2 separate regions of the Homo sapiens genome follow, and region 2 is linked to region 1. Evidence: read pairs that join two places in POLR2A ChIA-PET (ENCODE). Cell type or tissue: GM12878. All regions are shown on one strand. Each heading gives the region's core, and the rest is flanking DNA. Links, peaks and the distances in the headings are about the cores only. Region 1 has its middle 26 kb from the start of USP3. Region 2 overlaps USP3 (ubiquitin specific peptidase 3).

Region 1 (16,136 bases), core at 5,454-13,453:
TCACCACAACCTCTGCCTCCCGGGTTCAAGCGATTCTCCTGCCTCAGCCTCCGGAGTAGCTGGGATTACAGGCGTGCACCACCATGCCCGGCTAATTTTGTATTTTTAGTAGAGACGGGGTTTCTCCATGTTGGTCAGGCTGGTCTCAAACTCCCGACCTCAGGTGATCCACCCGCCTCGGCCTCCCAAAGTGCTGGGATTATAGGTGTCAGCCACGCACCTGGACTGTAATGAGTTTTATTAGTTTGTTTTTTGTCTTTGTTTGTTTATAGGTTTATTCTTCAGAAAATTTTAAAGTTTTGTTGTTGTTGTTGTTGTTGTTGTTTTTTGAGACAGAGCTTTGCTCTTGTCACCCAGGCTAGAGTGCAATGGCACGATCTCAGTTCACTGCAACCTCCCTATCCTGGGTTCAAGCAATTCTCCTGACTCAGCCTCCCAAGGGGCTAGGATTATAGGCACCTGCCACCACACCCGGCTAGGTTTTTGTATTTTTAGTAGAGATGGGGTTCTGCCATGTTAGCCAGGCTTGTCTCAAACTCCTGACCTCAGGTAATCCACCCGCCTCGGCCTCCCAAAGTGCTGGGATTACAGGCATGAGCCACCACGCCTGGCTAAAGTTTCATACACTCAAATTTATCAGTGTTTGCCTTTATGGTTTCTGTATTACATGGCATGCTTAGACAGAGCTTCTTCATTCCACGATTATAAACATATTCAACTATATTTTCTTCTTGTACCTTTTTTATTTTTTATTTTTTTGAGACAGGGTCTTGGTCTGTTGCACAGGCTAGAGTGCAGTGGTGTGGCCATAGCTCACTGCAGCCTCTCCTGGGGCCAAGATTCTCCCGCCTTAGCCTCCTAAGTAGCTGGGACTACAGGACACAGCACCACACCCGGTTAATTAATTTATTTTTTTAGTGGAGAAGAGGTCTCACTAAGTTGCCTGGGTTGGTCTTGAACTCCTGGGTTCAGGCTATTCTCCCCCCTTGGCCTCCCAAAGTATTGGGATTACAGGTGTGAGCCACTGTGCCATCCCCTTTACTTTTATGGTTTCATGTTTGACATTTAGGTTTCTATTCGTCTGGGATTGATTTTGGGATAAGGAGTGAGGTAGCAATATAATTTAAATGGTTTTCCCAAATGGAAAATGATGTGTAGCCTGTTGTCTCAATACTATTTAATGAACAGCCCTTTTTTTCTCCTTTGATTTGAAATGCCAGCTTTAAAGTATTAATTCATATATTTTGGGTCTATTTCTGAATTTTTTTCCTGTTGGTTTATCTGTCTATTTCTCAGTCTACAATGCTTTGTTAACCAGAAGTCGGCATTCAATTTTATGGGGTCATCAATATAAATACTACTAAATTTGACATAGGTAACTCTTGGAAGTTAGAACACAGGAAAGGAAGGGTGGAGTCCCTTCATGTCTGAGACACTAGATGTTGATTCAGGAGGAAATATCAAAAAATTGATTTTTTAAACCAAGGCTTCCTGAATAATATTTTTTGTTGATAAGGCAAATACACATTAAATGTCTGATTTTAACCATTAGTTCTGTTGATTTTTGGCTGAATGAAAACATCAAAGTTTGAAACTATGACTTTATGTTCAACTTATTTATTTTCTTATATTTCTCACAGGTCATATATTTACAAAACTATCAAAAGCAGGAACTTGCAACCCTGAGGGACTCTCTCTAGGTATGCAGTGTCTTCCTCACACAAGGTTAGCAGCTGCTAGGATACTAATGCTCAGGGCTTTCAGTCTTATCAGTGATGACCTCGATAGAAACTTGAGTATATTTCCCTCTTTTTTTTTTGAGATGGAGTTTCGCTCTCGTTGCCCAGGCTGCAGTGCAATGGTGCGGTCTTGGCTCAGGGCAACCTCCGCCTCCTAGGTTCATGCAATTCTCCTACCTCAGCCTCCTGAGTAGCTGGGATTACAGGCATGCACCACCACACCCGGCTAATTTTGTATTTTTAGTAGAGATGGGATTTCTCCATGTTGGTCAGGCTGGTCTTGAACTCCTGACCTCAGGTGATCCGCCTTGGCCTCCCAAAGTGCTGGAATTACAGGCATGGGCCACCATGCCCGGCCAAAGCTCTCCATTGTTCTTTCTAACCCGGGGTCAGAAGTGTGGAATGCTTTTGCCTTGAGATGTTTTTATTCCAGCAAGAAGGCTCAATTTTAAACACAAAATGTACTTGTTTTAGCTCTGTGCTCCCAAACTTCCAAAGGGAAGATCTTTTATAAATTTGCTGGATTCTCTGTGGGTTTGTGTTTATTAACTCCCACCATTTGCAAAGTATTTTGTGGTGGCATAAACATCATTTTAAAACAGGAAGTTAGCTTTTAGTCATTAGTCTGAAATCAAGTGTTTCAGAAGAAATGAAAAGGCTTCAGCCAGAGGAGACTTTAACATGACAAAAGTCACAACAGGAAATTAGGTGACTCTGGCTTGGCCTCTCCATTCACAGCTTTTGGGCATGTTCATTCATTTTGTCCATCTCTTAAATACCTACTTTATGCTCAGCCTCATTTAACACTCTAGTGTACACCAGTCAAAGAGCTACTCAGTCAAACTGCAAGGACTCTGTTAATACACAGGCTTCTCATGTACAAAGGTGGGGAAAAGAGGCATTATTTTCACTGCTATACAAATATTCTGATGTGTGAATGAACCATGATTCATGTATTCATTCTCCTGATGATAGACAACATTTTGGGTTGTTTCCAGTTCTTTTCTATTGCAGACAATGCTGCAACGAACAATCTTGCACAACCCCGTCGTGCACATGTACAAGAGTTTCACTAAGGCAGCAGTCCTCAAAGTGTGATCCAGGGACCCACAGGGGTCCCCAAGGCCCTTTCAGAGGGTCCACACGAGCAAAACTATTTTCTTTTTATTTTTTCTTTTCTTTTTTTTTTTTTTTTTGAGACATAGTCTTACTGTCACCCAGGCTGGAGTGCAGTGTCACAATCTGGACCCACTGCAACCTCTGCCTCCTGGGTTCAAGCGATTCTTCTGCCTCAGCCTCCTGAGTAGCTGGGATTATAGGCGTGCGCCACTATGCCCGGTTAAGTTTTGTACTTTTAGTAGAGACAGGGTTTCACCCCAGGCTGGTCTCCAGCTACTGACCTCAGGTGATCCACCCACTGTGGCCTCCCAAAGTGCTAGGATCACAGGCGTGAGCTACCGCTCCCAGCCGCAAAACTATTTTCATAATAGTTTTCACTCTCATCCTGTCAGGGGTATGCTGTGGAGTTTTCTGGAGGCTGCATGACACATCCACAATTATCTGAAAAGGCTATTAAAATACTCCTACCTCTTCTAATTACATATCTGGGTGAGGCTGGAATTTTCTCATATACTTCAACCAAAACAACATATTGCAACACTTGAATACAAATAGAAATTCTAGCTGTCTTCTAGTAAGCCAGACAATAAAGAGATCGTAAAATATGAAACAATGCCTCTCATCTCCCTAAATTTTAACATAAATAGAATTTTTTTCATAAAATGTGTTAATATCCATTGAGTTTATTTTTTATTTTAAAGCTGATTTTAACTTTTTTAAACTTTTTAACTTTTTTCAGTTTTAATTTCTAATACTGTAAATATAAATAAATACAGCCCACGTGAACAAAAGCTTTTTGGGGTCCTTGATAATTATTATCAGTGCAGTGGCATGATCACAGCTCACTGCAGTCTCAACCTCCTGGAGTCAAGCAATCCTCCCAAAGTGCTGGGATTGCAGGCATGAGCCACTGTGCACATCCTGATAATTTCTAAGGACATAAGAGTCCTAAAACCAAAAAAATATGAGAAGTAGTGCCCTAGGGTATATATACCCAGGAGTTGTGACGTAGGTGCATATTCATCTTTAAATGGTAACTCTAATAACCACTGATGATTAAGTTCAATTTGATATCATTTGTATAGAGCCCCCCAAAGCAGTACAACTAAACTTTATACAGCTCAGAAATGCATGCAGATTGCTAAAATTGAAAAAAAAAAATAGGCAAGGTTAAGCTCAAAATGTAGGATAGTTGGCCAGGTGCGGTGGCTCACGCCTGTAATCCCAGCACTTTGGGAGGCTGAGGCGGGTGGATCACAAGGTCAGGAGATCGAGACCATCCTAGCTAACACAGTGAAACCCCGTCTCTACTAAAAATACAAAAAATTAGCCGGGCGTGGTGGTGGTCCCCTGTAGTCCCAGCTACTCGGGAGGCTGAGGCAGAATGGTGTGAACCCGGGAGGTGGAGCTTGCAGTGGGCTGGGATCATACCACTGCACTCCAGCCTGGGCGACAGAGCAAGACTCCGTCTCAAAAAAAAAAAAAAAATTGTAGGATAGTGGTTACCTTTCACGGAGAGGCAGGGGGATGGAGGGAAAAGGGACAGATTGGACTGGTCTGAGGTACAGTGTTTAGTACTATGCCTTATAACTCACAGATATGCTGCCTTTTTCTTTCATATGTGTTAAATATGACATACTTTCTTATTTACTAAAAATAAGAAAGAAACAGTTTCTGCCCACAAGAGGCTCCCTGTCTGGTGATTGTGAGTGGAAATCACATTCCTCTTCCCTCTGAGTTTCAGCTCATTGAGAAACTGATCAGGAATCAGATCAGCTGAAAGTCCAGGCTCTATTATCTGCAAAGCTGGATTAAAGAATGTGGAGGCCAGTGGTTTTCTCCTCCTTCCTACCTGATCCAGATGGTCCTGTGCAAACCAGGGAGTCCCCTGCTGACCTCTCCACAGGTGGCAGGATCTGTCTGGTGGAGGAGGAGACCCAAAGTTATGCAGGCATTAGGGGATGGCGCCTGTGATATCAAAACCCAGATCTATCCTCCTCCAAGGGTGATGGCTTTTGCTGACCCTTCTGGGCCTCAGTTTCCCTTCCGTAAAAAGGGAGTAACATCTTACAGATGTGTCATGAGCACTAATCGTGTATCCTAGCACAGGGGTTGGCTTTCCTCCTTCCCTTCAAGTGCAAGGTCAGGCTACACCCCTAGGATGACTGTACCCACCTCTCTGGGTTTGGCTGTTCTCAGCCACTTTCAGGGCAGAGATCTATCCTGAGAGGGCAATACTATGACTCATGTCACAAGTGACACAGCTCATTCCACATCATTAATTCTCCCATGTTTCTAGGGCTTACATTTTATCTCCTCATTGGGAAACTGTAGGGGAACCCCCCTCCCTCCCTCCCTCTCCTTCCTTCCTCCATTTACTCCCAGGCTCCCCTCAGACACTTGCACTCTGGGACTTGATTCAAAGCCAGTCATTTACCCCAGGCAGCAGCTATGAGAAACCAGGTAGACCCTCCAAGCAACGAGCTAAGAGAAACATCCCCAAACAACCAGAATGGGCCCTCGCACTGTGCCCTCCTCCTCTCAGACACCAGACAACGGTGGGCTCATCTGGGCTGCATTTAAGAGGCTGATGGCCCTGATCTGCAAGCCTGGTTTAGAACCTGCCCGTTCAATTTGGATTTGATTCTATTCAATTAGATTTAATTCCTTCCAACAATGAAGTATCAGGTGCTGGGCAAGACCAGTGTGTTTAAACCTCTGAGGCTCACCTCCCCAGAAAACAACTTTGTCAGTGACAATTCCAAAAGTGGAGTCTAGTTGAAAGGTATTTTAACTGGGACAAGGAATGGAAGGAGAGGGAACTGCAGGCTATATGGGTTTTGTCATGATTGAGGAATCGATCATGACTGCTCCTCCCACTGAGGCCTCCAAGCCTCACCAGGGAGATAGGGTATTCACATCAAACAGGCCAAGGCCACAGAGGGCTAGTCACCCCTCAGTGTAGTTTAGAAACCTGTGTGTGCTGCGGAGCAGGAGCAGGAAAACCAAGGGGAAAAAGAGCACATCATGAGAGGAGAAACAGTTAAAGCTGTCCCCTTTGATATCCTCCCTATTGGAAAATTCCAATTCTGACGTTCCAGTTCTTTTTTTTGAGACAGAGTTTCGCTCTTGTTGCCCAGGCTAGAGTGTACAATGGCGCGATCTCGGCTCACTGTAACCTCTGCCTCTCCAGTTCAAGTGACTTTCCTGCCTCAGCCTCCCAAGTAGCTGGGTTACAGGCATGCGCCACCACGCCCGGCTAATTTTTGTATTTTTAGTAGAGATGAGGGCTCACCATGTTGGTCAGGCTGGTCTCGAACTCCTGACCTCAGGTGATCCACCCTCCTCGGCTTCCCAAAGTGCTGGCATTATAGATGTGAGCCACCTCGCCCGGCCTCCAGTTCATTTTAAATACATTGAAAAATATATCCATCTATTTTGAGGGAGCAAGTCTGATCACAAGACAGTAGGGAGAGGTATCAAGGTGAGCGGGTGAGAATGAAACAAGTTACACTAATTAGTAAATTGCAGAAGACACTGTACATGTCAGCCAGACCTCTAAAGAGACAAAACAAGATCAAGACAAAAAACCCCAGCAGATTTGAAGAATGTTTACATTCTTGCAACCACAAATGGGAAGTGAGCTCAGGGCCCAGTGGGAGTTTAACAAAATAAAGTTCAAAGTGGAGGCTGCTCTGTGCATATTCCACCCCCTGGTTGCCCTGGCAATGAAACATCTGCCTTACAGTAATGAAATCATATTGAGAAGAAACCCACAAGCGCAAGAGAGCGTCTTTGCCTGCAGACTTGCTGTTGATGTTGCATCTGCCTGCAGCCACCACTGCTTTACTCACTGACAAGGTGCCTAGTGGGAAACCCCAGGAACCTAGGCCTGGGAGGTCTCAGGAGCTTCACCTCCTGGAGGCCTGCTCGAGGGGCTTGGCCTCAGAGACCTGCACTCAGGAGGGGTCAGAGACAGTAGAACTTGGGGTCCGCTCCCTGGCTAGCTAATTAATTCTTGAGCATGTCTTGGAGACGTCGCAGAGAAGGCAAAATGAGTAAGATGAGATCCCTGTTCTTGAGGGGCAGAGAAAGTAGAGGTGCAAATACACAATTAGTTGTGAGAGAAGGCCAAGTTGAGAGGGCAAACAGAGTCCTACAGAAACTCTTTTCTTCTTCATTATTCTTTTTCTTTTTTTTTTCAAGACAGAGTCTCACTCTGTCGCCCAGGCTGGAGTGCAATGGCGCGATCTTGGCTCACTACAACCTCTGCCTCCTATGTTCAAATGATTCTACTGCCTCAGCCTCCCGAGTAGCTGGGATTGCAGGCGTGCATTACCACATCCAGCTAATTTTTGTATTTTTAGTAGAGACCTGGTTTCACCATGTTGGCCAGGCTGGTCTTGAACTCCTGACGTCAAGTGATCTGCCCACCTCCGCCCCACAAAGTGTTGGGCTTACAGACAGCCGTCACACCCGGCCTTCTTTTTCTCATATAGAGGTCATGTTTTTATGGAAAGAAACTTAGCAAGGATGAAAATAAGCCAAAGGAAAAAATTAAAATCACTCCAAATCACATCAGCCAGAGAGAACCACCATTAACATGTTAACATTACCATTAAAGGTGTATCTTTTCGAATGTTTTCTTATGCAAATAGATGAACATGTTAAAATATATATTTGTTCTGTCTATATAAACATATTTTTTCTGAAACAAGATTATATTACATATAGGATTTTGCCCTTTGGCACCTAAAAATACACCATGAGTATATTTTCAGGGAGCACATATATACAACTGGCACCGACATATTTAATATCTGCACTGCTTCCATTATTTGACCTTAAAATAACTTAGCCAACCAAGGTGGAGAGATGGGAGGTTGCTGTCCTTTCCCTCAAGTCGAGTGACGGGGTTCCAATGGCAACACACACTGAGGTGCACAGAGCCCACGCTGGTGTCAGACCCCGCTTGAGAAATCTCAAGGGCATGCAGTCTGGCTGGTAGCTGATGGATAGGATAAAGGGCAGAAGCTGTGCCAGGATCAGCCACCACTCCCAGGATTGTCAGAGTCCAGGATTCACAAGCATTTCCCAAGGACCACAGGCCCAGAGAAACAGGCTGCTTGGTGATCAACATAAAGGTTACAGCAGAACGGAGCTTGCACTTTATTTGGATACTAATGAGCGCCCATTGGGAGGCTAAGGAGGGAGATAGTTCTCTTAGAGCCTGGTGGTAGGAGATGAATCTCATTGTGTGTAAGACACCTGGAAGAAGGGAGACAGGAGACCAGGAAATCAGTTCAGAGGCTGTTATCAAAGTCTGAAGAGAGACATTTCCTCCTTCTACAGGAGTTACAGAATCTGGGCTCAAATCCGACCTCTCCCACTGATGAACTTGAATCAGTCACTTCACTTTCCTGAGCCTTAATAGCTCACCAGTAACATGGGCATAAAAACAACCTCAACGACGTATGAAAATGTTTCACAACTTGATAGAAGTGGTGGTTGTACAATATTCTGAATGTACTAAATGCTACTGGATTTTATACTTTAAAATGGTTAATTCTATGTTATGTGAATTTCTCCTCACTTAAAAAACAGAATAGTCCCTAGGGTTGTTGTGAGGATTAAGCAAATCTGGTGGGTTTGTCTGAATAGTCACTCTTTTTCTTTTCTTTTCTTTTCTTTTTTTTTGTGACGGAGTTTCACTCTTATTGCTCAGCCTGGAGTGCAGTGGCACAATCTCGGCTCACTGCAACCTCCGTCTCCCTGGTTCAAGCGCTTCTCCTGCCTCAGCCTCCCACGTAGCTGGGATTACAGGTGCCTGCCACCACACCTGGCTAATTTTGTATTTTTAGTAGAGACAGGATATCACCTTGTTGACTAGGCTGGTCTTGAACTCCTAACCTGAAGTGATCCACCAGCCTCGGACTCCCAAAGTGCTGGGATCATAGGTGTGAGCCACCACGACTGGCCTTTTTTTTTTTTTTTTTTTTTTTTTGAGACAAGGTCTCGCTGTGTTGCCCAGGCTGGAGCGCGCAGTGGTGCGATCTAGGCTCACTGCAACCTCCGCCTCCTGGGTTCTAGTGATTCTCCTGCCTCAGCCTCCCAAATAGCTGGGATTACAGATGCACACCACCATGCCCAGCTAATTTTTGTATTTTTAGTAGAGATGGGGTTTCACGTTGTTGGCCAGGTTGGTCTCTAATTCCTGACCTCAAGTGATCAGTCCACCTTGGCCTCCCAAAGTGCTGGGATTGTAGGCATGAGCCACTGCAACCAGCCTGGATAATCACTCTTTTTTTTTAGACAGAGTCTCACTCTGTCGCCTGGGCTGGAATGCAGTGGCAGCTTCTTGGCTCACTGCAATCTCCACCTCCCGGGTTCAAGCAATTTTCCTGCCTCAGCCTCCCGAGTAGCTGGGATTACAGGCATGCGCCACTATGCCCAGCTGATTTTTTGTATTTCTACTAGAGACAGGTTTTCACCATGTTGGCCAGGCTGGTCTCGAACTCCTGACCTCATGATTCGCTCACCTCAGCCTCCCAAAGTGCTGGGATTACAGGCGTGAGCCACCGCCCCTGGCCCCGAATAGTCACCCTTATGTGAGCAAACATGAAACTGCCTTTCCATCCGGCTCCTGGCCACAGCCTGATCCCAGTGCTGGTGAGGAGAGGGAGGGTCTCCACCTGCTTCAGTCAGAAGTCCACTGAAGAGACAGTATCCCCATGGGTGCTCTACAAAGTGTCCTAGAGCAGCATTCAACCTGGCTCCCACCATGGAGGACACCAGAGGGGGCAGCCACATCGGTGCTGGTGTTGGTGTGGGCGGGAGGACTAGCTATCCCTCCTTCCAGAGCTCCTTCAGTGCTGGCTCAGCCGAGTGACCACCCAGGCTGCCTGAAGGTTCTTGCCTTTCCAGACCCCCAGCACCTAGCTAATGTCTCTGCTTCCTTTTGAGGGTCCCTTCCCATGTCCTCCCTGCTCCTGGTCTTCCAGCTGCTTAGGGAGAAGCCATTCTGCTGAATTCCAATCCAGAACTTGCTTTCTCACTCACCACTATTTAAGAGACAAATGTAAATCTCCTCCCCTCTGACCTCATGCTCAATAAGTCATTGATTCCAGCCTAACATTTTCTTTCACTGACTCAGTGAGGACAGATGACGTCTCTCATTGATGGCTCCTCCCTCATCTATCCCTGGTCTGTCATGGTTATCACATGATGAACTCTAGGAAAATAGTCATTGAGGAAAAATGGATGGCAGAGAGCGAGGAAAAAGAGACCTTCTTAACATTTGTTCACAAGCCAGACTATGTCGGCTAAAAGCACACCCACTAGCCCTTTGCTTGCTAGCACTTTAGACATCTGGATTTTCTGGAGGGAGCTGTTGCAGGAAGATAGATGTAAAAAAGTTAGGGCTTTTCAGATGGCAGTGGAAAAGGAAAGGCCAAGAGGCCAGTCTCAAGCCCCCTGCCCTCCTTCTAGCTAAAGCTAAAAGTGCCTATCACGCTGAAATGACACAGCGGAAGAAATGGCAGTGACCTTGCCTTCCTGGTTTCTGCATGAAGAGCTTCTACCCATACTTCTGGGAAGCTTTGCCCATCCCCCACAAGGAGATGTTAGGACTCCCTCCTTTGTGCTCCTCAAGGGGTTGTGCCAAGGCTCCATGCGATGTCAGGCGTGGAAGAGCAGAATGCTTCGCACAGGGCCCTTCCTCTCTCCCCTGCGGGAATGCTTCCCATGAGGGTCGCTGGACATCATGTGGGTATGTGAATTGACAGTCTAAGCTACGAAACACCGTGTTAAAAATAATACTTATCTGGCTGTGTAGTCAGTTGCTTGTACCTATACCTGAGCTGTGAGCTCTTTGAAAACAAGAATATTTTATTTATTTAATTTTATTTTTAAAAAGGAGGCTGGGCACAGTGGCTCACGCCTGTAATCCCAGCATTTTGGGAGGCCAAGGCGGGCGGATCACGAGGTCAAGAGATCCAGACCATCCTGGCCAACACGGTGAAACCCCGTCTCTACTAAAAATACAAAAATTAGCTGGGAGTGGTGGTGTGTGCTACTCAGGAGGCTGAGGCAGCAGAATCACTTGAACCCGGGAAGCGGAGGTTGCAGTGAGCCCAGATCGTGCCACTGCACTCTAGCCTGGGTGACAAAAGCAAAACTCTGTCTCAAAAAAAAAAAAAAAAAAAAAAAGGAGCGTCAACACCTAGCACAATGCTGGGCACAATGCTGGGCACAAAGCACACACTGATGGACGTGGAGGGCAGGGGGACTGTCTTCAAGCAGACCCACACCTGGGCGGGAGGGCTGGCACCTGGCTCTTTAGAGCAGCCCTGGCTAGCTTTGCCGGAGTCGAGGCCCCTGGCTGGCTGCTCATCTTTCCTTGGAGATGACTGTCATCTTGCTTGCTTTGACCTGCTCCCAGCAGCTCTTGTTACTAACTCTACAGACTCCTGGCACCTCCCACCTGCTCATGCAGCACTCAACCATGACCCGTTTTCTCAGTTCCTCCTACCACCCACTACCGGCTTCTCTAACTGGACTAGTCCTTGCTTCCCCAGCACTGACCACTGTATGACTGACACACGGTGTCTTAGCAAGCCAGGACAATCAATGGATATCACATTATGGAGACCATCAATGCTATGGACTGCTGGGCGAGCAGTAGAAGAGAGAATATGGGTAGACCTGGGTTCAAATCCTGGTTCTGCCACTAGCTAGCTGTGTGACCCTTACCAGTTGCTAAACTTAGAATCTCAGTTTCTCATCTATATATGGGGATTAAAATGAAAAAACCCAAACCCTATCTCATAGGGTTACTGTGAAGAGTAAATACTGTGGCACATATTAAGTCTCTGGCCTTGTGCCTGACACTTGGCAGATTCTCAATAAGTGTTTGTTCTCTTCCCTTCCTTTTTTTCCACCAAGATCTCTTCCAAGTCTAAAAGTCCACAAGCCTTTGAAACATATGTTCCCTTGTCAAACTATAACTTGGGAAGGTCAACAAGATGCTAGAAAGTTTATCTTTCCCAGAGCAGCAAGGATCCCAGGTGACAGAAGCAGCCTGTGTGTCCCATATTACCCTGGAAAAGATCTCTCATTCCCAGTCCAAAGTCTGACTAATGAAGAGAGGGTGTTGTAGGCAATCAGAGTTCATAAACCACACTTGACTAAGCAGATGAAAGCAGGTTCAGTCTGCAGAGAAGCTGTGAGAGAACAGAAAGCCCAGAGAGGCCTGGGAATGCCCCCTGGGGTTGAGAGAGAGAGAGAGCAGTGACCTGAGAGTAGATGTGTCTGTAAACAACTGGGAGCCAATGGCTTAGCCAGGAATCCTCTGCGCTGGGTCAGTGAGGAGCCTATAGCCTCCCACACAGACTCCCAGGAAACAGATGGGCAGAAGTGAGGGCAGCATTCGCCCCGGCCCTCTTCTTCAGGCAGGTGAAATGGATCGGTTTTGGAGATGTCAAAATGAACAGAAAGAGGAGGAGGAGGAGGCAGTAGCATCATCTTCTGTTAACCCCAAGAGCAGTGGTTCTCAGAGCAAGGTCCCAGGGCTAGCTGCAACACCAGCAAATCTGGGGTTGCTAGAAATGCAGATTAGCAGGCCCTGCCTTAGACCTAATGAATCAGAAACTCTGGGGCTCAGACCCCGCAATCTGCATTCTATTAACACAGACTCTGATGCACACTAAAGTTTGAGATCCATTGGCCAGATGCTTTTGTTCAAAAATGGGAAACTTCCTTCCCATTTTGAAGCAGTGGGAGATGGCATGACGATGGAATGGTCATAACCTTTAGCGACAAGATCTGAATTCAGATCCTGGCTCTGCCCCTACATGGCAGTACGATCTTGGACAAATCCACCCACCTCCCTGCACTCTGATTTCCTCACGTGTAAGATGTCTACCTTGCAGGGTGTGGTTAGGTGGTTAGGTTTAGAGAGAATGTAAGGGAAGCACTTTTCAGAGTGCCTGGCACAAAGTGGGTGATCTCCATCACCACCGTCATAACCACCACAGCTGTGGACAAGCCTCCGGGCGAGTAAGAGCTGCATGCATTTAGGGAAAATCACCAGGCCACATGGGACCCATCTTGCTTTCTGAGTGTTTAACATGTTGCTCAGAATGGCATTTGATGCCACTTATCACCTGGCTCCATCTTCATGAAGTTGGGAACCTAAAGACTTAAAGATAATATTTCCTTTTCAAACTCAATGAGAAACACATCTCTATCTAATTTGGACATACCAAGTGAAACCTCAGTGAGAAAAACCACTCTCATTATAATCTGACCTCAGTGTTTTCTCACCCTACCCCTTTCTCTGTTCCTTTTGGGTAAATCTCTTAAGCACACTGTAGCAATGGGCAAATATTTGTTGAGTGTCAAATGAGTGGATTGGCTCAATTTGACTTTAAAATGCCCTGCTGTTGTGCAATACAAAGAACCAAATTCGTGATTGGGCCTTTAGCCTCCTGAGCTGGAAACATGATGGGACTGACCGTAGCACCCATGTGGGTAACATATAAAAATCTTGGGGAATCAGACACTGAGGGGGCTGTATGAGACCAAGCTGGCCAGCACAGGTCATGTAGGTGGTGGTCTGAATTTACAATGAGATGGCTATGGCTCTCAGTTCCTGATAAAGGCCCTAGCTCCAATAAAGTTCAAAAGAAGTGGACACTGGACACACCCTACCTTCTTCTTATCATTATTATTATTATTTTTTTGAGACGGAGTCTCGCTCTGTCACCCAGGCTGGAGTGCGGTGGCGTGATCTCGGCTCACTGCAACCTCCGCCTCCCGGGTTCAAGTGATTCTCCTGCCTCAGCCTCCCAAGTAGCTGGGACTACAGACGTGTGCCACCACGCCTGGCTAATTTTTGTATTTTTAGTAGAGACGGGGTTTTGCCATGTTGGCCAGCTGGTCTTGAACTCCTGACCTCAGGTGATCCACCCGTCTTGGCCTCCCAAAGTGCTAGGATTACAGGCATGAGCCATTGCGCCCAGCCCACTTCCCCACCTTCTAAACCAACTAGGGGCTTACCCTTGCTGACCAGTCACTTGGTCCCACGGCCTCTGCAATGCAGAGCAAACTGGAACGAGAGCACCAAAAATGTCCTGCCAGTTTGCCTCCTAGGGGTGTGAATGTACATATTGCCCTTCCAGTTCTGGCCCAACGGGCTTAATTAATTCAAGCCCTCAGCATCTTCTTTTACCTCCAGATACCTCGATAGTCTCCTGGGTCTCCCCGACTCCTATCGTGCTCATTTCTACTCATCCTCCTCACTTTTTTTTTTTTTTTTTTTGAGATGGAGTCTTGCTTTGTTGCCCAGGCTGGAGTGCAGTGGCGCGATCTCGGCTCACTGCAAGCTCCGCCTCCCGGGTTCACACCATTCTCCTGCCTCAGCCTCCTGAGTAGCTGGGACTACAGACGCCCGCCACCACGCCCGGCTAATTTTTTGTATTTTTAGTAGACACGGGGCTTCACTGTGTTAGCCAGGTTGGTCTCGATCTCCTGACCTCGTAGTCCGCCTGCCTCAGCCTCCCAAAGTGCTGGGATTACAGGTGTGAGCCACCACACCTGGCTCGTCCTCCTCACTTTCTACAACATCTAGCTCATCATGTCACTGCCCACCCCCTGCTTACAGGATGAAGTCCCAACGCCTTGGCAGGGCATTCAAGGTCCTTTGCAATTTTGCCACAACCTACATATCCATCTTTAGTGCCCATATCCAGTACCTCAGCCACACCTGCCTCCTGCCTGTTAGTGCCCTACTCACTCATACCTACTGGCCACTGACTAAAAGGCCCTTCCTCCTATTGTCTGCCTGGAGGATTGTGGCACCTCTTTCTAGAACATGCTCAAATGCAGCTTTCTGTGAAATGGGCCACCATCTCCTGGTGGCTTAGAGACAGGGCCTTGGTATGTTGCTCAGGCTGGAATACAGTGGCTATTCACAGGCATGATCATAGCTCACTGCAAGCCTAGAATTTCTAATTGCAAGTAATCCTCCTGCCTCAGCCTCCCGAGTAGCTGGATCTTCAGGTGCTAGCCAGCTGAATGCTTTCTTAAGTCTTTACTCGGCCTGCAATTAATTCCATTCCCCACCTTTTCCCACCCACAAATTCCCAGTCTCCTTCAGCATTTGGATCTACTGTCACCTTTAAATTGTTTAAAAATTATTTTTGACACAATTTCAGACTTGCAAGAAAGTTACAAGAATAGTACAAATAATTCTTGTATATCTTTCAGCCCGATACCCTAAATATTGTTTGTGACATTAACCTTAACCTTCCACCCACCCAACTACCTACCTATCTTTTTTTTTTTCTTTTTTTTGAGACAGGGTCTCACTCTGTTGTCTAGGCTGGAGTGCAGTGGCACTATCTCAGCTCACTGCAACCTCAGCATCCTGGGTTCAAGCAATTCTCCTGTCTCAGCCTCCCAAGTAGCTGGGATTACAGGCGTGTGCCACCACGCCTGGCTAATTTTTGTATTTTTAGTAGAGATGGGGTTCTGCCATGTTGGCCAGGCTGGTCTCAAACTCTTGACCTCAGGTGATCTGCCTACCTCAGCCTCCCAAATTGCTGGGATTACAGGCATGAGCCACTACGCTGCTTGCCTGCCTGCCTGCCTGCCTGGCTGGCTGGCTGGCTGGCTTGCTTGCTTCCTTCCTTCCTTCCTTCCTTCCTTCCTTCCTTCCTTCCTTTCCTTCCTTTCCTTCCTTTCCTTCTCTCTCTCTTTCTCTCTTTCTTTTTTCCTTTTTTTCTTTTTTTTGATGGAGTCTCACTCTGTCACCCAGGCTGGAGTGCAGTGGCGTGATCTTGGCTCACTGCAACCTCCGCCTCCCGGGTTCAAGCAGTTATCTGCCTCAGCCTCCCGAGTGGCTGGAATTACAGGTGCCCGCTAATTTCTTTGTATTTTTAGTAGCGACAGGGTTTCACCATCTTGGCCAGGCTGGTCTTGAACTCCTGACCTTGTGATCCACCCGCCTCGGCCTCCCAAAGTGCTGGGATTACAGGCATGAGCCACTGCGCCTGGCTGCCCCTACCTATCTTTCTATGTACTGTATCTAGAATCATAATTTTACTTTTTCTGAACTGTTTGTGAGTTACTTTACAGACATTACTCCCCTCTACTCCTTTGGTGTATATGCTTTGTAAAACCAAGGACATTCTCTTAGATAAGTATAGATAATCATCAAAATTAGGAAATTAACTTTGGTACCAACTATTTTATCTAATCCACAGATCTTATTCCGAT
Region 2 (16,136 bases), core at 4,761-12,760, 53 kb before region 1:
CTCTCCAGGTCTGGACATCTTCCACACAAAGGATCACTAAAAACAGTAGTGATCTGAATGAATAACCCTTAAGATGTCTATTCAATAGCCAAAATTTAATGGTGTTGAACCTGTAAAAATGTAAAAGACCCTTTGGGAGGCCGAGGCAGGCGGGTCATGAGGTCAAGAGATTGAGACCATCCTGGCTAACACGGTGAAACCCTGTCTCTACTAAAAATACAAAAAAATTAGCCGGGAGTGGTGGCAGGTGCCTATAGTCCCAGCTACTCAGGAGGCTGAGGCAGGAGAATGGCTTGAACCCAGGAGGCAGAGCTTGCAGTGAGCGGAGATCGGCCACTGCACTCCAGCCTGGGCGACAGAGCAAGACTGTTTCAAAAAAAAAAAAAAAAAGTAAAAGACCTGGCAAACCACTGACCCTTTCTTCTTCCTTTTGATGGGCACCTTCCTATCATACAATTATCGACTAAGGACAATGTGGAAAGGATTCTCACACCATTTCAGTAGAAAGTAAATTAAAATTGTTATCTGGACTTCTCTAAATCCCCATCTCTACCCAGTAATGCCTTCATGTAACATTCAAGGGCTGTCTGACAATAAAAAATATCTCCAAAGTGATCCTTTAAATGGCTTATATCCCCTCCTTTAATGTCAACAACCTTCTGAATCAAGGGAAAGCTGATTAAAACAAGAATTGTTCATCATAATTTACTAGTCACAGAAAGAAATTTGCTTCACACCAAAGTTAAAACTGCAGAATATACTTTCTGAGCATAACCAAATGGATATGGATCATTAAGCATCACTCACAACCTAAATAACCTAGTTCTAAGTAGTCACAAAAATAGATACCTACTTTGTCATTTATATGAAATAGACATGAATATTATATTACAAAGAGGGAACAGAACCTGTTGCCAACCTCTTTTTAAAGGATACTAAAAAAAAAAAAAATAGCACTGGAAGCGGTGGCTCATGCCTGTTAATCCCAGCACTTTAGGAGGCCGAGGCAGGCAAATCACCTGAGGTCAGGAGTACGAGACCAACCTGACCAACATGGTGAAACTCCGTCTCTACTAAAAATACAAAATTAGCTGGGCATGGCGGCACATGCTTGTAATCCCAGCTACTTGGGAGGCTGAGGCAGGAGAGTTGCTTGAACCCGGGAGGCAGACATTGAGGTGAGCCGATATTGCGCCATTGCACTCCAGCCTGGGCAGCAAGAGCGAAACTCTGTCTCAAAAAAAAGAAAAAATAGCCTGGAAAGCTACGTACCAAATTCTTGACATTCACCTTTGGGGGAGTAGAAGAGGAGCGTGGAACTGCACTGGGAGAAGGGAGACTGTCAGAATAATTTTTTTTTAAACAAAGCAGTTAAAATTTTTAAGATTATATGACAAAAATGTTAACTGGACCAGGGACAGGAGGAACATGGGTTTGTTGAGTTATTTTGAACATGGGTTATCACATTGTTCTTCAATTTAAAATAACACAAGAAAAAGAAATTATAATAACAAAGAAATAGATCTATTTCCTTGAAGCTAGGATGGATGAGGAACGGGAGGTGGGAGAGAAAAGGAGGCCTAGAAGTTGAAAGGAACAATGCAAAGTAAAATCTGAATGAATAAAGATAGGCGTTCCCAATGGCTCCAGTCCTCCGTGAATCCTAACAGTTGTAAAAGGAGGTAACAGCAGTAGTAACTGGCTTAGAGACTGAGGGAAGGGAGGGGAGGAGAGCACACTTGCACACAGTAAGAAATCTCATTTCCAGAAAATGTTAACTTACCAGTATGTACTGTAGCTACTGCAATCCATACATACTGTGTGCTGAACTTTATCTTGCTTTTCTGATTTCTTATGGTTGGTTAAAGGTACTTGTGCATCTTCATAATGTTTTTTTGCATGGCCATTCACATACCTTACAAAAACCAAATGAAAATTTACTTTAAATATTGCTTTGGAAATTAAAGGAGTAGGAAATGATGAAATTAAATATTAATCAAATCAAAATAAAGAAATCCTATAACAGCAGTCAATCATGTAGTGATTTATTATACTGAATACTTAAAATATGCTCTTTTTTTTTTTTGAGACGGAGTCTCGCTCTGTTGCCCAGGCTGGAGTGCAGTGGCACGATCTTGGCTCACTGCAAGCTCCACCTCCTAGGTTCACACCATTCTCCTGCCTCAGCCTCCCGAGTAGCTGGGACTACAGGCGCCCACCATCACACCCAGCTAATTTTTTTTTTTTGTATTTTTAATAGAGATGGGATTTCATCATGTTAGCCAGGATGGTCTTGATCTCCTGACCTCATGATCCACCCGCCTATGCTCCTTTTTTGCAACCAAATACTATAGTCAACTTTTAATTATATACAAGAGTAGGCTCAGGCAAGGAAAGGCATAATCTATGCAAATTGGTTTCAGTACCATAGATATTATTTATAAACTCCTTTGCTGCTGCTTTCACTATAGCTTTTTTTTTTTTTCTCTCAGACCACTAACCCCCAACTTGGGCTATTATCAAAGACAAGCTCTGTTAAGTAAATTACTCAGCCACTTCCCACAGGGCCATAGACTCTGCTCAAGTTGCTGCTTAACATAAAGTGTGAGAGTCAGAGAAACAGGACAATGTTCCATCTCTCACCAATATAGCTTCCAGTCTTTTATTTGAATGCCTGAATAATCAGCTCCTCTCATATGGAAACATGTTTGTTTAGAAATAATCCAAACAAAACACAAATCACCTTAAGCTTACAAAAACTGCTATTTCTCTACATGGACAAAGATAATCAAAAGTTGATTATGTTCATAAAAATTGTGTAACACATTCCAACTCAGATTTAGTATTACAGCAGGCACAATGAAACTGAAATAAGGCTCCATATGCACATGGTGTACACCCAAATCCATCTACACCTTCGTCTAGAGACTGCACAATTCTGTCACTAACCACCAACGTGAAGACCCTTAAGAAGCAACATTTCCCAGTTCCTAGAAAGCAGCCAATGTGTGGAAGGCAAGGCCTACTTGAAAACTCAGTCAAAACAAATGTTGGTTAAATGGTACCAAAATAAACAGATGCAGAGAGTTAGATGACATTTTCATCATGAGGCACCTTAACTGCACCAGGAAAAACACTTACCTTGGAGGAAGTAGGAGAGTTACCGTAACTGGGAAGGATCAACTTCAAACCTAGCCCCTCTACCCAGGAAAACTGGGCACATTCAAGGCACTATTAACCTCAACTTGGAATGTGATCACGTTCTTTCTCCATTTTTTCCCTGTACTTTACACTTTTGCATATACCTGAGTCCTCTGTTCATAAAACTGTACTAAAATGAATTTTAGAGTCAAATAATGATTAAGAGGATAAGCTCAAAAACTAGACTGCCTGGATTCAAAATTAGGCTTTATCACATCCTGGCCATGAGAGCTTGGATGAATTATTTAACCTCTCTGTACTTGTTTTCTCATTTGTAAAATGGACGTAATAGTACTTTGTGTCTCATGGGTTGTTAGGTGATTACATAATCCATAGTTCATAACAAATGAATGTTAGCAATCATTTTATTAGCATTCTTCTTTCTGTGCTTAACTACTACTCATTCAGAATCCAAACAACAATTGCTTAGAAGGTGGGCACATTTAGCACATATTTCAAGATAACATGTAACTGTATAGGTCAAGAAACGCTATTTAATAAAATGTAAGGCTGGGTGCAGTGGCTCACGCCTGTAATCTCAACACTTTGGGAGGCTAAGGCAGGCAGATCACTTGAGGTCAGGAGTTTGAAACTTGCCTGGCCAACATGGTGAAACCCCATCTCTACTAAAAATACAACAATTAGCCATGGTTGGTGGCACATGCCTGTAATCCCACTACTTGGGAGGCTGAGGCATGAGAATCACTTGAACCCAGGAGGCAGAGGTTGCAGTGAGCCGAGATCACCCCACTCCACTGCAGCCTGGGTGACAGAGTGAGACTCTGTCCAATAAGTAAATAAATAAATAAATAAATAAATAAACAAATAAAAGGCAAACTCTAAGGTATCATATAGGTTCAATACTTAATCTTAATCACCTATTCTTATCATATATATTTATAATACTAAACCATGAAAAACAACAGTAATTCATTGCTACAGTAATAATACTGAATAAGCACATTACCACTTGCACATTTTTGAGAACTCATCATCTTTACATAGTCCATTTAACTACAATGCTGTAGTTTCTAAATGTACTAGATGTTTAAATAGTTCCGGTGCATATCAGAGATAAACTAAGAAGTAGGAATACTGATATTAAGATTAGCAATGTTTTGCCTGATACCTAAATATATTAGTCGAAGAGGTTAACAGTTTTGTATAAACTAGCTAACAGGAAATTAAATATTTCCCTCATCTAGTTTTGGATTTTAACTAGACATTTTGGTCTACAGCACAAGAGGAAAAATTTCACTACATATGTCACAAATTTCTAATAACAATCACAAAAATTTGAAAAATAACTTAAATGGGATGGTGTCATGAAGACCAGCAGAATTTATAACCCATATATGCTATTGATAAACTATGTTTCCTAGTGGGAAGAATATTCACTTTACGATTTCCCTAAAGACAAGCAGTCTAAAATTACCAAAAAATCAATAAATTTGGCAATCAACACCTGGGATTACATGATAAAAGAATATTAACCAATCAGCTATGTAAAATGGAGATCCAAATTCAGGCTATTCTGAATTTTCTGTTTAATCTACTTCATCACATTTCTCCAAAACTATGTCAAATTTCTAAATTTAAGCTTGTTTGCAATTGACAACAGTCCACCTGCAGAGGCTAGAAATTTTTCCATTTATTTTTCCAAAACCTATTTTAGTTTGTTGTTTAAGAACATTAATCTCTAATTTTTGAGTTTGTCAGGTCTTTTGATTGGCACATGACCATCAAGATTTAGGTTGTAGAGCACTACGAGACTTCTGGAGAACAGAACTACATAAATTTTATTGCATTATAATTCTCACCTCTCAAAATCTAGGAGAGGAATCTGTCTCTTCAACTGCAGAATTTAAGTGCTTCTACTTTTCTTCTTTTTTAAAAAAAAGTTATCTGTACAAAGTATTTTCAGGTTCCCCAAATCCTAGAGATTTCAAAACCACAACAGCCACAATTAAGAAATGCAGTTAACATTTTCCAAAGGTACTCTTAAGTGCACATGGAAAAAATACTCAATTCCAGGACTCAAAATGTGAAAAATCAAAACTTCACTGAACAAAGAAAGATGCTCTCTTCATGCAATGAGGATTTAAAAATAACAATGGGGAAATATTCTGGATAAATACAATATAGATTTCAGCCTATGGGACTCAGTATGATTTCTCATTTCCTTACTGCTAAGCTATTAACTTCTAAAGTAAATTCAAAGTAGATTTTCTAAGCTAGAAGAGCAGTGGAAATAAATGTGCTGCTACCAGGCAAAAAACCACAGACAATATACTTGAGTTTGTGCTAGAAGAGTTACTATTTAAATAATATTATTTTGAGGCCAAGAACTGGGAAGAAATGCTCAGGTTTAAACTGGGGTGGGGTGAGGTAGAAGATGTTGTCCATAGAAAGTAGTATTTTAATGGAACAATGAAACATTTGGTATATCTTAGGAATTAATAATGAACTCCACAATGAGATCATTTTCAAAAGGAATTCGTTTATCTGTAAATATTTTAAGGGTTTTTTTCTTTCCCAGAAGAATGATATCATACCTGGGATTTGATACAAAAGTCAGTAGAGGTGGGGATGGGGTAGGTAATAGGTGAAAAAAGATTGCCATGTGTTGATAATTGCTGGGTGAATGGGACATGGGGTTCAATTATACCATCTCTATGTTTGTGTGTGCTTAAATTTTACCCTAATAAAAGGTTTAAAAAACAACCATTAGGTAAATTTGTACTTCAAGAATTCCCTTAGCTCATCTTTCCACTCAAATATTATTAGCAGATTGTCTTGGTCATCAAACTAATTCTTCTGAGTATCAATACGAAGAGTTTTTCTCCCCTAGATGTTTTCCCCAGTTGTATCACAGAACAAAGGGATTCAACTGGAGAAGGAAGCCCTACAGGGAATTATGCATTATGATTAACAATGGTACTAAATCCAAATCAATAAAACTCTGACATAAAGCTTAAAGACAAATTTTAAAAAGCAAATAGGTCAGTGAAGTAATAAGTATGTCACCTACCTTCCACAGTGGACACTTGAACAAGTCAAACAGACCCAAGGGCTTTTGTTGGACCGGCACACTAATAAAAAGAAAAATACACAATATACCAATTGCATCATGTTATTTCCCAATTTCTCCCCATTTTCCTGTGATTAAGTTATAAATTCCATGGCTATGTAGGAATGCTGAAGTTGCAAATCCGTGCTTTGTGAATGCATTTACACAAAATGGCTGCCTAATTAAGTTATACTGAAAAGAATTTAAATGCATGTCCACAACAGCGGCTCATTTTAATTGCTGACTCAACCCAAATAGCTTAACCACGTTAAACACATATACACTTGTCTCCTTTATTACTTATTCCCTTTTGCTACAGTCTCTGACAAGTTAACGACAGTCTATTTTCCTATTAAAAAACATTTTTTAAGTCTAGTCATTTAATCACATGTCATTGCCATGTAGGTCATAGACCACTACAAATGACAATTCTTTCAGTTTATTTACTAAGAGGCACAACATAAGGTTACAATTAGGAAATCTGAGCCTAGTTTTCCCAAAGTAATTCTTAGTTGCATAAAATATATGACAACTGCACATAATTCTTGCTGATGGTATAATCAAGACATTAATGATTTTAGTTGATGTATTATAGTGGTGGGGAAGGCAAGAAGGTATGGAAATGAAATATTGATTAAAATTTTGCTTGCTGTCTACTCATTCATTTTTTAATAAGTCCTATATAAGTAACAATGATATTTAAAAGGGAGGGATATCAAAATCACCTGGAAAGCTTTTTGAAAACACCTATGTTCTACTCAAGGTTATCTACATTGGCGTGGGGAAGGAAGTACAAAGAACATGTATATTTTGCGCAAAGTAGCTTCCCAGGTGACTTCCTAATACAGCCCCTTGGGAGCCACTAGTCAGCCTCCTAGAGGCATGGGAGGAGCACTGCAGCACAACCACACAGGATCATAGTAACCACCTAGCACGTTGTAGATGCTCAATAAATATTTGTGGAAGAGAAAGTTTAAATTTCTTAGTTTAGGATACCCATCTCTTCCAAGATCTGATCTCTACCTACATTTCTCTTGCCCAATCCCGTATCACAACAGGCCTTTCTCACTGTTAAAAAAAAATTAACCGAAACTGGAAATAAGGTGAATGGAGAACTGTAAGCCCTTTCAGCGTACACTGAAACACTGTTTAATAGCTCCTCCCAAAGATAGTTAATTATAGTACCACTGACCTGCTTACTTGACCAGGACCCAAATTCTATGAAATTACAGGTAATGGAGTTTTTACATAATTTCTGTCCAGCAGACTCCAAAGGTTACAATTATACTACCCTGTAGGATATTAACCAGTTTTGTATCTAACCTACCAATTTTATTTCAATGTTTTTTTCTTCACTGTCTATACACACTCAGTTCCCAAATACTCTTGGAGCCAGCTTTACCATCTTACTACTGGTTCCCTCATTAATGAGTTAAATAAATCTTTGACTATGTTCATCCTATATTTGCATGAGAGGAGGGGACAGGAGGTGAGAATAGGAGAGCACAGTGATTACTGCCTGAGGGACTCTACAGTTTGGCCAGTACAGAACTTTAGTTTTGAACATGAAAGCTTTGAGTGGTGAAATCCCCTTCTAGTTGCCAAAGGCCTTCCCTTTTCTTAGTGCATTCGCATATTTACATTCAGTATGAGGGCCATCCTTGAAGGCACTGAAGGCATTTTTTACTCAACTGGGTCTAATTTTGTTACATGTGCACGTAAACCACATGACAGAAAGGTGCGGAAGAATACCTACCAAACTGCTAAAACAACTCTGTTAGGCAGGTACTTGGGAAGACTTATTGTGAGGGAGACTGCTGGCTTTTTATTTGTACTCCCCTATGGTGTTTGCCTTACAGCAATGAGAATATGATGTTTTTACAGTTTGAAGAGAAAGCCCAATAAAATGTATCTTACAAAATAAAAAGTAAACTAGTACACAGCTTACTTGAACAGCTATTCATGGTTTGAGGTATGATTTGGAGTACTGAGATATTATGAATATTTTGTTTCTCCAGTAAAGCTTTTTTCTCTTAGTAAATATTAAGAACTTTGGGGCCAGGTGCACTGGTACGTGCCTGTAGTCCCAACACTTTGGGAGGCCGAGGCAGGCAGATTGCTTGAGTCCAGGAGTTCGAGACCAGCTTTGGTAAAATGGTGAAACTCCATCTCTACAAAAAATACAAAAATTAGCCGGGTGTGGTGGCACGTGCCTACAGTCTCAGCCACGTGGGAGGATCAATTGAGCCCAGGAAGGTGAAGCTGCAGTGAGATATGACTGCACTACTGCACTCTAGTTTGGGTGACAGAGCAAACTGTGCCTCAGGAAAAAAAAAAAAAAAGATGGATGTAAGGAATGAAGGAAGGAAGGAAGGGAGGGAAGGAGGGAGGGAGGGAGGCAGGGAGGGAGGGAAGGAAGGATGACGGTAACTCAAATCTGGGAGAAAAAAACTCTTATAGGTTAATATTATCCTGAAATAATTACGTTACAATAGTAAGTTTAGGCCCAAGGTTGTGTTTTTGTTTTGTTTTGAGAAAGGGTCTCACTCTGTCGCCCAGGCTGGATTGCAGTGGCATGATCACAGCTCACTACAACCTCTGCCTCCCAGGCTCAATTGATCCTCCCACCTCAGCCTCCAGAGTAGCAGGGACTACAGGCATCTGCCACCACGCCTGGCTAATTTTCTGTTTTTCTTTTTGGTAGAGACAGGGTCTCACTATGTTGCCTAGACTGGTCTTGAATCCCTTAGCTCAAGCAATCCTCCCTGCCTCAGCCTCCCAAAGTGCCCAGATTATAGGTATGAGCCTCTGCACCTGGCCTAGGCCCAAGTTTTTAACTACCCAGGATATTTTTTTAATTATGGAGGATTTTTGTCCCTCCTTTGTACGAGGAAAAAGAAATCTGGAGCAGAATCCCTGTGACTTTGCTTTGGGTATGTTTCCTACCAAGTGTTCCTTTCTTCCTCACTTTAGGGTTGTAAACCTACACACAGTACACACAATTTGGTGATCTCCTTTTCCCCACTCAAGGTGCATGAACACATTTCTTCATGTTCCTGCATTTAGAACAGGGTATTATAAAGCTAGTCTTATAATATCAACTATCTCACAAGGCTTTAATTTTTTTTAATTTCTCAATTCAATAACACATTTTAAAAAACCAAAAAACTCTAAGACTGAGGGGGTCAAGAGAATGGGAAGTAACTGTTTAATTGGTATAGAGTTTATTTTGGGGTTATGAAAATGTTTCGGAACTAGATAGAGATGGTACTTGTAAAACAATTGTGGATGTACTAAACGCCACTGAATTGTTCACTTTAAGATGGTTAACTTTATGTTATGTGAATTGTGCATCAATTAGACAGACAGATACGTAATGATAAGGAGAGAAAGTAAAAGGGAATAAAGTACTGACTTCCAAAATCATTGGAAACAAGTGACTATGGACTGTGCCTTTTAATATATCTCAAAAAAAAGAAAAAAAAAAAAACCACTTTACTACCTGCCAAGTGTGGTGGTGATTGCATCTGTAGTCCCAGCTACTTGGGAGGCTGAGGCAGAAGAATCACTTGAGCCTAGAGTTCGAGGCCAGCCTGGGCAACATACAGTACTCTCTGAGGGCATAATACAGTCACACCAGATAAACATTTGAAGGCTAGAAAGATACAGAGGATAGGGTATTATGAGGGATTCTGAAGCCAATAAATGGCATTGCTTTGGGGAATATTCACTCTGTTTATACATGCTTCATCCAAATTAAGAACCTTTAATGTACCCAGGACAAATATAAAATAGACTGAAAAACACTGGCTTTAAATTAAACTCTCAATTATTGTTAAGAAGAGAACAGGTAATTGTACAAATAAAAGAATACTACAGATAATCTTAAAACCATTTATTTTAATCACCTTTAGGGGGACTATCTTATTATAAAAGGTAGTTTCAATTTATAGATAGATGAGATTCAAAAGTTTACCTGCAGGATAAACACATTTCCCATGGAAACAGTATTAAAGGTTTCCAGGGTCGTCTGTAAAGCCCTAAATGAAACATAATATAGCTGAAATACTCATATACACACACATACTGATACCCACACAATAAAACCACACAGTAATAAAAATATTTTTAGGCTCTGAATATAGTATCTATTTAGCAAAACATAAAAATGTTAAACCAAAGTGTTTATTTTTTTAGTCTTAAATGCTGGTACATGAGAGAAAGGGTGATAAGGATAGACACTTGTGAAGGCTTAAAAAGTTAAGTCTGGGAATTTATAAGGGCTCTTTAATACATCCAATTACACTTCAAGGTGATGTCAGGGAAAAGGAAGCCATGCAATTTATTTCTCACACTTGGCCATAGCGGTGTGACTGGGAGTCTCATAAGTGAAACTCATCTTTTACTCAGATTGTAAAATTTCCTCAAACCAAGATACCCCGTCCTCCAGCAAATTTCTTCGGTTTACTTGGATTCTTCCAACCCTGACTGCAGTGTCTCACTTCTCAGTCCAGAGGCTGATACTCACTAGGCTCCTTTCACTGCCTCCTCTTCAGCTACGGCTTCAGAATCTTCCTCTGTCCCTGTTCTCACCTCAGCCTCAAGCTCTTCAAGATGGCAGGAGGGCTCCTTTGCATGGAGGAGATGAAGAAGCTCTATCCTCTCCTGAGCTAGAGCCATTCTCCAGAAGGTAGAAGCTATCACATATGCTGGGCCATGGAGAGGGTGGGAAGAGCCCCAGCCTCTAAAACATGTCTCAGACTCAAGTCTTCCTCCTAAAACCACTTAAACATTTAACTCTCCTGAAAACCAGATGAGAACCGAAGGCACACAAAGGCATCTAAGTGACCTAGAGGCCAAAAGTGGTTTAGTCCGTGCTATACGGAAGGGCAGATGGCCCTTTATCAAGAGAGACCGGAGCAGAAACCAGGGAGTTCTGTGCCTATAGAGGCCTAATTAATCCATGCATCTTTTCAGGTTGTGTTCACAAGAAAAGGAGTTCTTAAAACAAAAGCACATCCACACTGAATATGTTATTTCTACATAGCCACTGATCTTCAATATCCTGTTAGTATGCATACAGAGAATCTCATAATAGAGGATATTTGATATTCGAGGCCTACCAACAAGTCTGGAATTCTAAATTTTTGGACAAAACATCATACATGACCGCTTATGACACAACTTCATCACTGTCTCTACACAGAATAGTTTAAGCACATGGCACTGACAGGTAAGCCATTTATAGTGCATCCATTATTCACAGCTGTTTCAACTGGGAGAGAAGGCTCTTTTTCTTCTCAAGAATTCAGAAAGATGAGGATCAGATGACCGGGATTCTAGTTCTGGCTCTACCATTACTAGCTACAGAAGAGAGAACATCACTACCATTCTGGGTCTATTTCCTTAGTGTAAAATGAAGAGTAGGTGATGATCATGTCCCCTCTAAATTATAAAATTATTCAAAGAACATGCTGGGCACAGTGGCTCACACCTGTAATCCCAGCACTTTGGGAGGCCAAGGTGGGAGGATTGCTTGAGCCCAGGAGTTCAAGACCAGCCCGGGCAACACAGGGAAACCCCATATCTACTAAAAATAAAAAAAGATTAGGCGGGCATGGTGGTGCACACCTGTGGTCCCTGCTGCTCCGGAGGCTGAGGCGGGAGAATCCCGTGAGCCCAGGAAGTCAAGGCTGCAGTGAGTCGAGATCACACCACTGCACTCCAGTCTGGGCGACAAAGCAAGACCCTGTCTCAAAGTAAAATAATTTAAAGAACATAAGGACTGGCAAAAGTTAGATGAAACAATCATATCATCATCCCCCATAAATAAAATCCTTCCAACTCTACTTTCTGCCTAAGTCTCTTAAAAGGCTTAACAAAAAGATTAACTGCTAATGTAGTATAATTTTCTAAACCAATGGTTTTCAAGTTTTTTCTTGCCTCCCATCATCCCTGAGACACAAACACATTGCCCATCAGTAACAGCAACTCACTGCAACAAGGGTGTGGGAAGTATGTGGAATCACTGTTCAAGATCATTACAGACAAACATGCTGCTACAACAGTGAAACTCAAGAACCACCCGCCTACACAATTTTTAAAGTGCAACACTCTAAAAATATTAGCAACCCATAAGGAAACATCTAGGATATGTTTTTTAAGCAAGTTCATTTTCATTTAGTTAACATTTATATAGTACATACTGTGTGCTATATACAGGTGCTAATTAATCTTCTACAATCCAATGAGGTACAGACCATCATTTGGTCTGTTTTACAGAAGAGGAAACTGAGGCACAGAGCAGTACTGTAACTTGCTAAATTACTAAGTGATAGGGCTGGAAATTAAACTCATAGAGTGTTTCAAGGCACTGACTGTTGCAAAGCAGTCGTCCAGGAAACTAAAACTTTTGTTTTAAAAAGATAACATGCTATGTGTTTCTGAGTCTATGTATGTACTACATACCGGCATATAAATTTTTTAAAGACTGGAAGTAGCTGTTATCAGCTATGTAAAAGGAATAACATGGGGATAGGAGCCACTATACTGTTAAAAGTTTTTCAAACAGCATTATTTCTTTTATAATAAAAATTAAATTTAAAGTGTTTTAAATTTAAAGATACTGGTATTATAAAGTCCTAATAAAATGAACTTATTCTAAATTTTCAAGCATGAGTGGAAAGTTAAATCAAAATCCAAGATTATAGCTCTATGGATTTGTAAAATTATAATCAATGAAAATTTTGAAATTTTGCAGCAGTTATTAAAACACACACATACATCGTGAAAGTATCAATAGTAAAACTGTTATTCCTCTTAAAACTGGAGGATAGGGCAGTATCATCATAAAAATTCTATAAACATTCCAGTACATATAAGTAAAAATATATTCCAGACGGACCTAACTTACCTTCCAAATGAAACATTTTTAGATGCTTAAAAGCAAGACATAAAATCTTCTGTACACTATAAATCCTCTCTGAACTGCATGTTCACAAGCCTATTCTATGCTGAAATTTCAGAAGTCTCTTCTATCTATAACTTGAGTCCCTTGAAATTATTAGGGGGAGGAGTTGGTAAAGTCACAAAAAGAGAGCAAGAACTGAGCCATAATGTAATCCAGAAAAGAAGGAATCAAGCTACATGAAGCAACTGCCAAGGTGCCCAGGCAGTCCGAGGGCAGCCAAAATCAGTGTCTGATGTCTCCCCAGCCCCAACAATGCTGCTCATTCTGAAAGAGGATGGTTAGGTTCCCAGGGAACAGGGCAACAGGAGAGTTCTCATAAAGGGCAACAGGAGATACTTAGGGTCAAAGGGGTGACCAATATAGAGCTTGGGAAGCCAACCAGAGGTCCTGATACTGGGGAGGAGACCAGGCATGAGCACCAAATCCAAAGTGGTCAGAAGTGGCCACCTGGGACTCAAGGGCAAGATCACAGAACCAAGACTGAATTCAGGTCCAAGGCAGGAAAGATAAAATTATGAAGCAAAGTTTATCTTGGTTGCCTTTCCACTTTCCCATGAAAAATTTTTCCACTTTCCTCCTTCTGGGGGCTCTCTTTTGCCTCTATCCCTTTCTTATTCCTGACAATCAGTCTCTTCTGAATCATTATATAAAGTAGGCTTACATTTGCTGGTAAAGTCAGTTCAGCATTTCTTGTAACAACCCTCTCCTTTTTGCTTAATGGCCTTGTGGTAGATTAAAGATGGCCACAAATTCTTTGACATTCTTCCCATGGAGAGACAGGGTCTATGTCCTCATTCTCCGAATCTGGGCAGGCTCTGTGACTGCCCCAACGCACTGAATATGGCAGAAGTGATTCTATGTCAACCTGCAACTCCAGGCCTTATGAAATCCACAGCTCCCTCTTGCTATTGCTTGAAATGCTTGCTCTTGGGAGAGCCAGCCGCCATGTAAGAAGTCTAATTACCCAGAGACCAACATGCTGAGAGAAGCCCAAACCATGTGCAGGGAGACTGGGGAGATTATGACACCACTGGGGGACAGAGAGACACCAAGGAGCACAGAGGTACCAGACAGGTGAGTTAAGAAGACTCCAGAACATCCTCCTCCAAAGTGTCTTCTTAACACACGTCTGGTAACTCTGTGAGTCCACGTTCTCCACCTGATGCAATCCCAGGCAAGTTCTTCCTGAATTCTTGGCCCACAAAATTATAAGCAAAATGAAATGGTTGCTTTAGGCTTCTAGGATGTATGGCTGTTTGTCATGCAGCAACAGATAACCAGACCACCACTTAACAGAGGGAGCAGTATCAGTGATGCAGCATCATCCACACCCACCAAACAACTCACTGGAATGACTGACCTGTTGTTTAGGAAAAGTGAGGATGCAAAAGAAACTTCAGAAGGTTTTACCCAGTAGGATTCAAAGCTATCCAATGACTATACTACTCCCTCTACAACAGAAGTAGTGAGAGTAAAGACTTGATATTTATCTTCAACTAAGCTGCCACTGTCCTTTGGACTAAATCTTTGTGTATCACATCAATATTTTAATAACTCAAATCTAGATGTGCCACCTCTATCTCAGGACAACCTAATTCTTGAGCACAAACATCATTCCTAACAATAACTCAGTAACAAGTAAGTTTAAAACCTTCAAATTTTCAAAAGCACTATTTCCATAGAAATCCCAAATTCTAGGTAAAGATTCTTAAGAAAGTGCCATAAACAGTGGCAGAAATTCCTTTTGTCTTCATTAAAAGGCACAAATCCTTATCCTTCCTTCCTTTTGCTTCTTTGGATTATGTTACTTAATAAGCATTCTAGGAAACCCCAGGCTTTACTGAAGGTTGAACTTGGAAAAATGCTTCTAAATAATTACAAGACTTGAGAACATTACTCATTCTGCTTCTATTTCTCTTTACCCCAAGAGTTCTGACATATTCCTCAGCCAGCATGACTTGATCCCCATCATGCCCAGCAATGCCTGATCCCAGGCCTTTGTAAGCTGGAACTACTCACAATTTTCTCACAAAATTCCTAGCAAATTGTTCCACAACTGACCTAAAAAGGAAGGGGCACAGTGACCAGGAAACTCTGCTCCACATTGTTTTAGCTGAACTAGCCAAATTCCTTTATCACCTGCCCTTGAACCCTTCGAGAAGAATTCCTTCCCTCTTTTATACAAAAATGTACCAAACAGAATGAGTTGCCTTTGTAGGAATTTGTTCCACTGCAGACTCAAAATAAATATGATACAGGTCATGTGACTTGTATCAAGCACGGGCTTCAGAACCAACTGTCTTAAAGTTGTAGCTCTACTATTTTATTCTATGACCTTACGCTAAGTTCGTTCCAGAGCCTGCCTCCTCTCTGTGAAATGGGTCAAATCCCACCTTCTACCTCACATGGCTATGGTAAAGATTTCATGAGATAAACTACATAAAGTGCACACAGCACAGGGCCTAATCAACGGAAAGCACTCAGTGAATGTCAGTTCCATTCCCTCAAAATCCTCCTACACCAGAATTAAATTAAATTATATTCAAAACACCAAATACTCAATTTTAATAAGCTTATTTCAAAATTGATGTAACTGTTATAACCACCTTAAATGTCAGAATCATTAAATTTTACGTATCTAATGTAAAATACTTCAGGAAAAATGCATTTTAGAAGCACATTTTAACAGATAAGGTTTAGATAATAGAATGCCACTCAGGTAAAACATTTAAGTACAGAAGCAACTCAAGTGTCAAAACTTTATTAGAATACATCAAACTCAGAAGTATTCAGAAAAGACATTAAATCCTGGTTCACTAATCTCATCAACCATAATATACCCTTGGTATCTACTTCATTTAGTGCACTGCCAGTACATTATCAGTATAGCAATGA

The links. ChIA-PET counts read pairs that join two places held together with the same protein. Peaks named below come from ENCODE experiments on the same cell type or tissue, not always from the same donor. Only the 100,000 strongest peaks of a DNase experiment are listed, where the experiment ranks them.
Region 2: POLR2A ChIA-PET joins it to region 1 with 14 read pairs; 11 of 35 experiments call an interaction of 5 or more read pairs at or near these places.

The regions. Positions count from the first base shown.
Region 1 is chr15:63,470,247-63,486,382 of GRCh38, reverse strand. No RefSeq gene overlaps it. Among named protein-coding and RNA genes, the nearest start is that of USP3, 26 kb to the left of the region's middle. RefSeq lists enhancers at 4,815-4,964, 10,985-11,104, 11,695-12,004, 12,925-12,984. In GM12878, for the core only: no CTCF peak of the experiment used is centred there; DNase peaks (open chromatin) are centred at 6,522, 11,392, 12,112 and 13,092; H3K4me3 peaks cover 2,341 bases; H3K27ac peaks cover 5,396 bases.
Region 2 is chr15:63,522,804-63,538,939 of GRCh38, reverse strand. USP3 (ubiquitin specific peptidase 3) reads right to left here. Exons shown (of 15, transcript NM_006537.4): 2 at 6,233-6,293; 3 at 1,784-1,915. Among named protein-coding and RNA genes, the nearest start is that of USP3, 26 kb to the right of the region's middle. RefSeq lists an enhancer at 7,956-8,005. In GM12878, for the core only: no CTCF peak of the experiment used is centred there; a DNase peak (open chromatin) is centred at 7,869; H3K4me3 peaks cover 1,359 bases; H3K27ac peaks cover 980 bases.